Regions from separate parts of the Homo sapiens genome. Here region 2 is linked to region 1. A link is a contact called in ENCODE Hi-C or POLR2A ChIA-PET data. All regions are on one chromosome and are shown on one strand. Each heading gives the region's core, a stretch centred on a gene start or an enhancer-like site at or near the end of the contact. The rest is flanking DNA. Distances are from core to core; before and after follow the strand shown. Region 1 overlaps LOC100128317 (a long non-coding RNA gene). Region 2 overlaps HGF (hepatocyte growth factor).

Evidence for each region. A loop is a pair of places that touch in the nucleus more often than their neighbours do. ChIA-PET counts read pairs that join two places held with the same protein, here RNA polymerase II (POLR2A).
Region 2: POLR2A ChIA-PET joins it to region 1 with 11 read pairs in AG04450. The contact joins two enhancer-like sites. A Hi-C loop is called at or near these places in 1 of 168 maps with a recorded cell type or tissue (heart right ventricle). POLR2A ChIA-PET finds 5 or more read pairs at or near these places in 4 of 52 experiments (AG04449, AG04450, OCI-LY7 and 1 more).

Annotation. Positions count from the first base shown.
Region 1 is chr7:81,683,405-81,688,588 of GRCh38, forward strand. The region is part of intron 1 of LOC100128317 (a long non-coding RNA gene); the gene reads right to left. Among named protein-coding and RNA genes, the nearest start is that of HGF, 84 kb to the right of the region's middle. RefSeq lists an enhancer at 1-59 and a silencer at 1,771-1,820. Within about 2 kb of position 1,732, at least 6 of the 41 ENCODE cell types and tissues checked have a DNase peak (open chromatin) inside an H3K27ac peak, as active enhancers do.
Region 2 is chr7:81,721,532-81,726,531 of GRCh38, forward strand. It overlaps HGF (hepatocyte growth factor), which reads right to left. Exons shown (of 18, transcript NM_000601.6): 9 at 4,359-4,486. Among named protein-coding and RNA genes, the nearest start is that of HGF, 46 kb to the right of the region's middle. Within about 2 kb of position 3,665, at least 2 of the 41 ENCODE cell types and tissues checked have a DNase peak (open chromatin) inside an H3K27ac peak, as active enhancers do.

The sequences.
Region 1 (5,184 bases), core at 482-2,981:
AAAATTTGGCAATGTTAAGGGGAAAAAAATGCTATTTTTCATGTCCATGAAAACTCAGATTTTCTCTTTTAAACACTTTATGAGCATTTTGTATTTGTATATGTTATCTGCTTAATTTCAAGGCTGAGAGAGAACATTTGGAAAAACACAAACTAAAATTACCTGCTAATCCAATACATCATGTTGAGTTTCTTTTCTCCCTCAATTAAATCTTGTTTTTCCAAGATCAACCACAAAACCCTACCTGCCAAATCCTGCAGGCCCTATTTTGTTCTGTATTAAGTGTGTGTGCATATACCATAGGGTGATGAAATTTTGTTAAATGTGGCAAGAATAATTTAAAATCACTCTTTTCTCCACCTTATGGCTACAGATGCCACATTTTTTGTTCCTTGCTATCCAGAAATACTAATTTTCAATTTTTACTATGTTTTATATTTACACACAGACATATACACACATCACACATATACATCATCACAAGCATTTTCACAAGTAACCCTTAGCAATGTGACATATTTTAATAGCAGCAAAATATATCTGAGTTTATACTATATATTAAGCCATCCTAAAGTCAGATATTTAGGTTGTTTCAGGGTTTGAGTATTATAGAAATGCAATGATAAACATATTAGCACACTTTTTTCTCCGTATATATAATTCTATCCTTAGGCTAGATGAGTTAGCCTCCTCAGCCTTGCTCTCAAGAATCAATAATAGTACTTACGACAATAAATAAGTCTCTGATGCCACTCATCATAAACCAAACCACAGTCATCTGTGAGTGACAGGTTAACTCTAAATCAACACCTCTTCATTTGGAGTTTCCTCCTGTCTGAATTTTAATTTTGACCTCATACATGAAACCACTATTTGTTTTCACATTCCATAGAATCTGAATGCGTATTGTGTGCTGTTACTGATTGATCGTCATGTAGCAGTCTTAGTGTGCCTTCATTTCAATCTTCTGAAGTGTAATTATTTCAGTCAAGGTAGTCTAGGTTATGCCACAGTGATAAACAACACGAATATCCTAGTGTTTTTCAAGACAAAGGCTTATTTCTTTCACACCATTTTCCATTGCAGGTGGAGACGACATGAAAAAAAAAAAGCCATCTTCAGAGCTAAACACATGAAAATTGTAGCTCTTCTTACAAGCCAGAGCAGGAGAAAGTACCCCTATTATCCTATATCAAAAAACCAAAATATAAGAAGTCAGAAAACAAACTGCTAATGATGCTTCAATGACACTTAAAATTCTCATATGTTAAGAGCTTAAATTCAGGAAAATTCTCACATATTGCTGATCACAGCATAAATTCATGCACCCCCATTTTGAAGGCAATCTGGTTATATGTTAAAGAGCTTCAGAAATAATTATCTCCCTTGCTTTAACCCAGTCATTCTTTTTCTGGAGCTTTCAATAAATAAAGCCAGACCTATCTGTCTGGCTGATCTGTTTCAATGACATAGCTGAATTTTTTTTTCTTGCAAAGTTGGGAAAAAGTATTTTAAATTGTATGATTTAAATGCTGTCATATGGAGTATATGAAATTCATTTGGGGGCCCAGAGGACCCTCCAATTAACAGACAGTTACTTGTGATAGGTTGTGTTATGATTCACACATGTTCCTTGCTCTTCTCTCAGGGATAATTACATTCTGGCTCACTGACTCAGGACTGGCCCTGTGACTCACTCTCATCAATGAACTCTACACAGAAGTGACGTGTGTTGCCTCTGGGGAGCAGCTGTAAGTCCCTTCTGCAATGCTGACTGGCAGTGGTCCAGAGTGAGGCTGTTCCCTCAATCTGAGTAAGCAGAGCTTACTACTAAACTCCTAACCGTAGCCTACAAAGCTCTCCATTTATTATCTGGACCCTGTCTATCTCCAAACCTACTTCTAAGCCTCCTCTTCCACCACTCTCCAAATTCATCCAAACATGCAGACCTCCTTGTTGCCCTAGAGTTCTCCAAGCATGCACCACTTCATGTCCCTTATGCTTGCCCTTCCTCCCCATGGAGTATGGTGTTTTGTTTTTTTCCTTCTTGTGTTTTCTGTCTCTGCTCAGATATGATCTCATGAAGAGAAAGGTCTTCCTTGATCATAGATCTTATACCTCAGACTCTTCCTTGGATTGCTTTATCTCCCTACTTTTTTTTATTTTTTAAAACTGTTGTTTTTATTATTTTCAAGTTGTTTATTTATTGCCTAAGTCACCCACTACTGTGTTCTCAATGCTTAGGCAAGTACCTGACACATAACATCTGTTTAATAAATATGTCAAGTTAAATTAACAAATGTAGTTTAGAGCAGGGCCGAATTTCACATTCTTGAATAAACGGTTTGTTCTATTGCTACAAGGAATTTTCATAAATAGCAACAAGCGAAATAATTTAACTCCTTGAAATATATACTTAAAAATAAAGGAGACAGAACACAGATACAATAACATTACCATACCTTTCAAAATAGATATGTTAGATATTTCATCCTAAGATTATGAAACAATGAAAATAAAACATATCATGGTGGAGCAAGATGGAAAAATCTTGGTGAAGAGTATAAATTGGATGCACATCACTTAATAATGATCACCATGCCTAGTTCCTAACTTTTAATTAGCTTGTTGGTAAAATGAAGATATAGAAATATATTAGTCTGTTCTCACACTGCTATGAAGAACTGCCCAAGACTGGATAATTTATAAAACAAAGAGGTTTAATTGACTCACAGTTCTGCATGGCTGGGAGGCCTCAGGAAACTTACAATCATGGCAGAAGAGAAAGCAAACACATCCTTCTTCACATGATTTCAGGAAAGAGAAGAATGAGAGCCAAGCAAAGGGGGAAGGAAGCCCCCTATAAAACTGTAAGATCTTGTGAGAACTTACTATCACCAGTCTAGCATGGGGGAAACTGCCCCCATGATTCAATTATCTCCACCTGGTCCCACCCTTGACATGTGGGGATTATTACAATTCAAGATGAGATTTAGATGGGGACACAGATCCAAACCATATCGACAGATTATTGTGAGATTAAAAATCTATATTCATGGCCAGGCGCGGTGGCTCACACCAGTAATCCCAGCACTTTGGGAGGCCGAAGCAGGCAGATCACCTAAAGTCAGGAGTTCAAGAGCAGCCTGGCTAACATGGTGAAACCTCGTCTCTACTAAGCATACAAAAATCAGCAAGGCATAGTGGCGGGCACCTGTAATCCCAGCTACTCGGGAGGCTGAGGCAGGAGAATTCCTCGAACTTGGGAGGCGGAGGTTGCAGTGAGCCGAGATTGTGCCACTGCACTCCAGCCTGGATGACAATGTGAGACTCCATCTCAAAAAAAAAAAAAAAAAATCTATATTCACTTTTTTTTTATATAGTGTCTGCACATAGAACGTATTCAATAAGTATTGGTTCATTTCTTTACCTTGGCTTATTTATATTATCATTAATTTTAATATATTTTAAATTTTGAACATATAACACATCAATACTTAAAAGTAGATTACCTAATCATAAATATTTTCCAAATAGAAAGTCTATCTAATGATGAAAAAGCATTACGTTATACACTTTAACTTAAAAATTTAACCATTGTAAACTAAAATTCTCTTTCCTCATGAATATATGAAATTCATATAAATTTCTGTAGATTATTAGGCTTTAGTGAGATTTAAAAAATGTATAGCTTACTTTATTATAGGAACATAAGTATGTTTAATTTAAGTTGAAATGGTTGCTAGAAAATGTATTAAAAAATCACTCTACTTTTTTTCCCATATAAAACCCAACTCTCATAATTATCTAGCATATCATCAAATCACATGAGTGTTGCTTGAAATAGTCATGACCAGATGTTAAGTACAGTTTTGTCTTCATAATTTTAACAAGATATGGTTTAGTTTTTTTCTTGTCTTTTAAAGCTCACTGATTACACAATACATTCTCTCTCCACAAAGTATATAAAGTTTGTTCCAACAAAAGTATACAAAATAAAAAAGTAATATATATTTAAAATGAAATTTTAGGACTGCTATCTGCTGAAAACAGTAGAAAATGAAGGTAAGAGGAGAAATTTGGAGATAAAAATTTTTTTCAGTAAATATTCTTATACTCACTCTGAATCACTAGAAATGATATCTCTAATTGTCCCTTTATGTAGCCTGATCCTGTAATTCAAATAAAGTTCTATTGTCATTAAGTGGGTTAAATAATTGTATCAATACTCCATCTAAGGAAGTATACTACTACTTTACCTTTCCACCCTCACCATTTATGTTCTGCTACACAAGGAAAAGAAAACTATATGTCACATTTTCCTCCTTAAAATTATGAAGAATTCTGAATCTTTGGAAAGAATGGAAAAGAAAGTTTAAAGTTTTTCTTTACAAAAGTAAATATCCTTTAGCACAGAGTTAGCTGGTACTCCCCCAAATCCATTCTCTACTAATGTTAGTAATAGAATTCCAAATATTTAGCTGGGCACGTGAAGCCTAAGTCACCCTTTCAGCTAGGTTTGGCCATGTAACTAAGTTCATGGCCACGGGAACATAAGCAGGAGAGCCATGCCTGGGCTCTTGGGATATGTTCTTAAGGAAAGGCTGCACTTCCTTCTTTTCTCTCTCTGGTTGCTTGGAACACAGACTTGATAATGGGTCCTTAAGCACCCATTTTGTACATGAAATGGAGCTGAGTATTGGGAATAATTCAGCTGAGTATTGGGAATAATTCAGTAACAGACAGAATCTGAGTCCCCAGTGATTCCTGAAACTACCGTGTCAACTTGGGACTTCTACCTCTAGTTTGATTTTATATGAAGGAAAAATAAAATTATTATCTTGTATTTTTGTCAATTTAGCAAAACCTAATTCTAACTGATAAAACCACATTCATGAGACTTTCTTTCATATTAATAGCATACTTAATATATATTGCAAACAACAACTCATAAAGGCATAGATAGAATCCCTTAATATCACACAAATGATGTTAAATATTTAAGTGGAGGGAAATTACAGTGATTCAAACTACTGCTGATTAACTAAAAATCTAAAATTAAGATCAAACAAATCCAAGGTCATAACTATTTTAAGAGCTACTTATGTGTACCTTATTCTAAATTTTATTTCATGGGAGAGAAAGCAAAAATATCAATTCATGGTTCAGTGTGTGCACACTAGC
Region 2 (5,000 bases), core at 2,415-4,914, 40 kb after region 1:
CTCCTAGTCACATTCCTTATGTTTTGATTTTTGTCTTTTATGACATTGACATTCTGAGTCACCCAAGTCAGCTGTTTTACAAATGCTCTTTAAGTTCATTTTGTTTGATTTATTTTCTCATGAATAAAACCAAGTTAAAGATATTTGACAGGAATATTGCATCAGTGATGCTTTGTCCTTTTTAGAGCATAACATCTTGTGACACATGATGTCACTTTGTTCCATCACTGGTGATGTGTTTGATCACTTGGTTAAGTGGTGCAAAGGAAAAACTCCTCTGTATTTAACAAAAAAATCGGTTGGGGCCTTTGAGTCTGAATAAATATCCTAATGCCAAACAAATTTTCACAAAATAGCTTAGGCATACGTTAATGAATTTTGCATGAACCACTTATTGTCATGCTGATGATAAAATGGTTATTTTGCTATTTCTAACATTTCTTTGTATTTGTTCGTTAGCATTCTTCTGTAAATAAAAATTTTTCCTTTTCCCTTACCCCATTCATTTAGGTATTAGTAGTAGAAGTGCTAGCACTAGCTGTAGAAATAGTAAATTAAATGTTGACCAGTGGATTTTCTTTTTATTTAATATGATATATAATCTATTCCTGTTATTCATTTTGATGCTCAAATTGTTCCAAATTTGGCCAATGGAAGCCACTTTAAACTGACTCCTGGGTCTCTTACTATGCTCCATGAGGTTTTCTATTTCTCTTTTTTTAATTGAGCAATTTGTGTTCTCCTGCCTTAGCCTCCTGTGTAGCTGGGATTACAGGCATGCATCACCACACCTGGCTAATTTTTTATATTTTTAGTAGAGATGGGGTTTCACCATGTTGGCCAGACTCGTCTCAAACTCCTGACCTCAAGTGATCCGCCCGCCTCGGACTTCCAAAGTGCTGGGATTACAGGCATGAGCCACTGCGCCCGGCCATATTGTTCATATTTTTAATCAAAAGAAATGTAGTCAGAAATCAAGTTCTTCAAAAAATATAAGTTGGTCAGGCGCGGTGGCTCACACCTGTAATCTCAGCACTTTGGGAGGATGAGGCAGGTGGATCACTTGAGGTCAGGAGTTCAAGACCAGCCTGGTCAACATGGTGAAACCCCATTTCTACCAAAAATATAAAAAATTAGCTGGGTGTGGTGGCGTGTGCCTGTAATCCCAGCTACTCAGGAGGCTGAGGCAGGAGAATTGCTTGAACCCCAGAGGCAGAGGTTGCAATGAGCCAAGATCATGCCACTGCAATCCAGCCTGGGCGACAGAGCGAGATTCTGTCTCAAAAAAAAAAAAAAAAAAGAAATTTAAAAAGGTATATATATATATATATGTTGCATTGCAAATTTAAAAAGAATTATTCTACTTTTAAAAATATTCTATACTTTTAAATAATACCGAACGTTTTTAAAGTGACTTTTTATATTTAACATTCTTAATTTTTATATGAATGAAAACTGTACATTTGACTATGAAAGGTCATCTGCAAATTTACATCAACGTTAAGATTTTATGCTGGGAAAAATAACTAATGGGTACTAGCCTTAGTACCCGGGCGATGAAATTGTCTGTACAACAAACCCCCATAACACAAGTTTACCTATGTAACAAACCTACACATACATTCCAAAAAAGTAAAGAATGGAAAATACTCAAGAGCCATAAACAAGAAACTAATGAAATTGTCTACTTGCAATGGTGAGTAGAAAGTAGAAATGGAATGGCATGGAAGCAAGAGAAGAGGACACTTCTCTGAATTTACCCTTTCATATAGTATTTACTATTATCCAATGTTAAGGTTTTAAATATTCAAAAACTAATATCCAGAAAGATGAAAATAAAGACAGAAATATGCCTATGGATATATCAAATGTATACCATTAATACAGAGCAAGAAAATCCAGATGATTTTTGGTTACAATTTTCTGACTGTATATACTCTCATTAGAATATATTTTAAGACTGAAATAACTGTAAATACATTTTATGATATTGATATAAATATTTAAATTATATTGTTTACTGCCTTAAGTATACAATATATAGTATATATAATATGTAGTGTTTTATCAACATTTTAAAGAAATTCTGTAATTTCAGTTTTCATTTTTCTTTAATAGTGTTTTTAATATCCAGTTGGAAGAATATTTATATATATATTAATTCAGATGTTGCAAGATTTGAAAAATGTTTCCACTCATCTAACTATATGTAGAACTTATATTTTCTGTTTTATGGAGAAGGATAAGAGTAACATCTTTCATATATATATATAGATAGATATACACACATATAGATATATATACACATATATATATATCTGTGTGTGTAGATTTATATCTATAGAAAAATACCTAGATCTAAGTAGATAGATCTATCTGTAGATATATCTGTATTTGAGAATTTAGGCAAGTTACTTAAATTCCATAAAACTAATATTTTCACCTATGAATGAATGATCTGATAAGCAATAACATGTTTACCCTCCAGAATCCAAAATTTTCATATTCTATTACCTGATCCTTTTTAAGTGACGTATATGTATATAAAATATCTTAATACACACCAAAGGTTTATCAAATAATTGTTTTCCTTTATCACTCACAAATTATTAACAAATGTTCAAGTAAATGAGACAGGAACACAGAAGACTCAGCTGGTACCAAACTTCCCTTAATCATTGGCTTCAACTTTATTTCTAACTGATCCTTAAAGGAACAGTGAAATTGACTGAAAAGGGACTCATCCCCTCTTCCCTCTACAACTCTATTTTCAGAGTTGCTCGTGAAGAATGACACTGTGGAAAAAGTTAAAGGATAGAAGTATGCCTAGGGCAGTAGGTCTATGAGATGGAGCTTTAAATTTGGCTTGGGATTTCAAGGATGATTTAGGGCTAACCACGATCATGACCATCACAATTAAGTCTATGTGAAATAGAACATGATCATTTAAAAAGGATAACTCTCAATTTACTATACATCAGTAATTCCCAGGATTCAACTTTATTATTAATATTTAACAAATTATTTCTTTGAAAAATCTACCTTTTAAAAAAATTATTTTACGTTCATGGGTACATAGGTAGGTTTGTTATATGTAAATTGTGTGTCACCGGGGTTGGGTGCATAGATTATTTTGCATGCATATGCATGCATGTTTCTTTATGGTAGAATGATGTATATTCCTTTGGGTATACACCCAGTAATGGGATTGCTGTGTTGAATGGTAGTTGTGTTTTAAGTTTTTTGAGAAATCTCCATGTGGCTGAATCAATTTACATTCCCAACAGGGGGATATAAGCATTTCCTTTTCTCAGCAACCTCACCATCATCTATTATTTTTTGACTTAAAAATCTATTTCAATCTGATTTTACTACCGCTCCCTGAGGCAGTTATCTTCAATGGCATCTATGTTTCCAAATGCAATGGTGATTTCCCTCAAACCCCACCATTATCCAGCAGCTACACTGCTAACAACCAGGGTCAAGTCACTCCCATCTGTAGTCTGAATTACTGAAACAACCACTTCATTGGTTCTCCTGTTTTAACCCTTGTCAAGAATTCTAGCTATTTTCCGAAATGCAGCCAGAGTGATCCAGTTAAAACTTAGTCAGATTGTGTAATTTCTCCCTTCAGAGAAGAGTCCTAAGAGTCCTTTCTCTTTCAGAGCAAAAGGGCAAACAATTCCTGAAAGGCTGATGCAATTTTAGCCCAATTGCCTCTCTAATCTCATCTCCTACTACTCTTCATCTTACTTATTTTGTACTAGCTATAGTGATGTGCTTATTTATTTAACTTTCCCAGAACTCCCTCATCTCACACCATTTGCATTTGCAGTTTTCTTTATCTAGAATACTCTTACACATATATGTGCATGGCACATGCTGCTCCCTCACTGCCCTTGGGTCCTTCTTATATGTTAAGCAAGTAAGATCTTATAGCAAGTAAGATCTTCCCTGAACATTAAAATATAAAAGAGCAGCACCCCTCTTTTCTAACTCTGCGACATTTTTCTCTCTACTGCTTATGACAAACTACTGTAATATTCCCATTCTCATTTTTATTTTGCTTATTTTCTATCAGTTGAATATTAGCTCCAGGGGGTCAGATAGCTTAGTTTTGTTTACTGGTATATCTCCAAGGCTTAGAACTGTGGCTGTCAGTAGCATACACTCAGCTAAATAAATAAATCTTGAGTGAATAAACATAAGAAAAATCCAGCTTCAAACTTGGTGATTTTGTTTGCAAGCCAGCAAAACCAGTGCAGCAAGAAGTAGATCTTATGCTGTAAAATGTGTCCTCCCTTTAGGCATTTCCCCTGAATTTAATCATGCCCACCCTGCAGAATGTCAGCTATTACCTTGTCCATGTGACATATCACAGTTTGGAATTTGGGAGCAGTAGCCAACTCGGATGTTTGGATCAGTGGTAAAACACCAGGGTGATTCAGACCCATCTGGATTTCGGCAGTAATTTTCTCGTAGGTCCCTATTGAGAATAAGCATGTTAATGTAAATTGCCGGAGTTCTTACGTTGGTGAAGTCAGCGCTATTACATTTCTAGAATTCTAGAATGTATGCATGTTTATAAATAGAGTTCTAACTTTTTGGACTCAGAATAGCTATAACAATTTAATATTCAGTATACATAACTGACTCTGCCCAAATTACTGAAATAAATGCTGTCATATGTTAATATTTTTTTCCTTCCACAGGCCTAGAGTTTCACCCAAACATTACTGCTTCATAAAAGAGAGAAACGGTACCGCTGCATTCTTCTCACTCAGTCTTAAGATTGAGACTCTCAATTGGTACCATTTCAAAACATTGGCCTGTTATTTATTACATGTTCATGGCCCACATATTGTGTAGAAACAACACATATCTCTCTTTGTGGAAGAAAGGTTATTATCAATAGTAATTAATTACTCTCATTTAAAATGGAAGTTCAATCTATTCAAATATGTGCCACAAAAATATGATAGCTATTTTTCCTTGAGTTC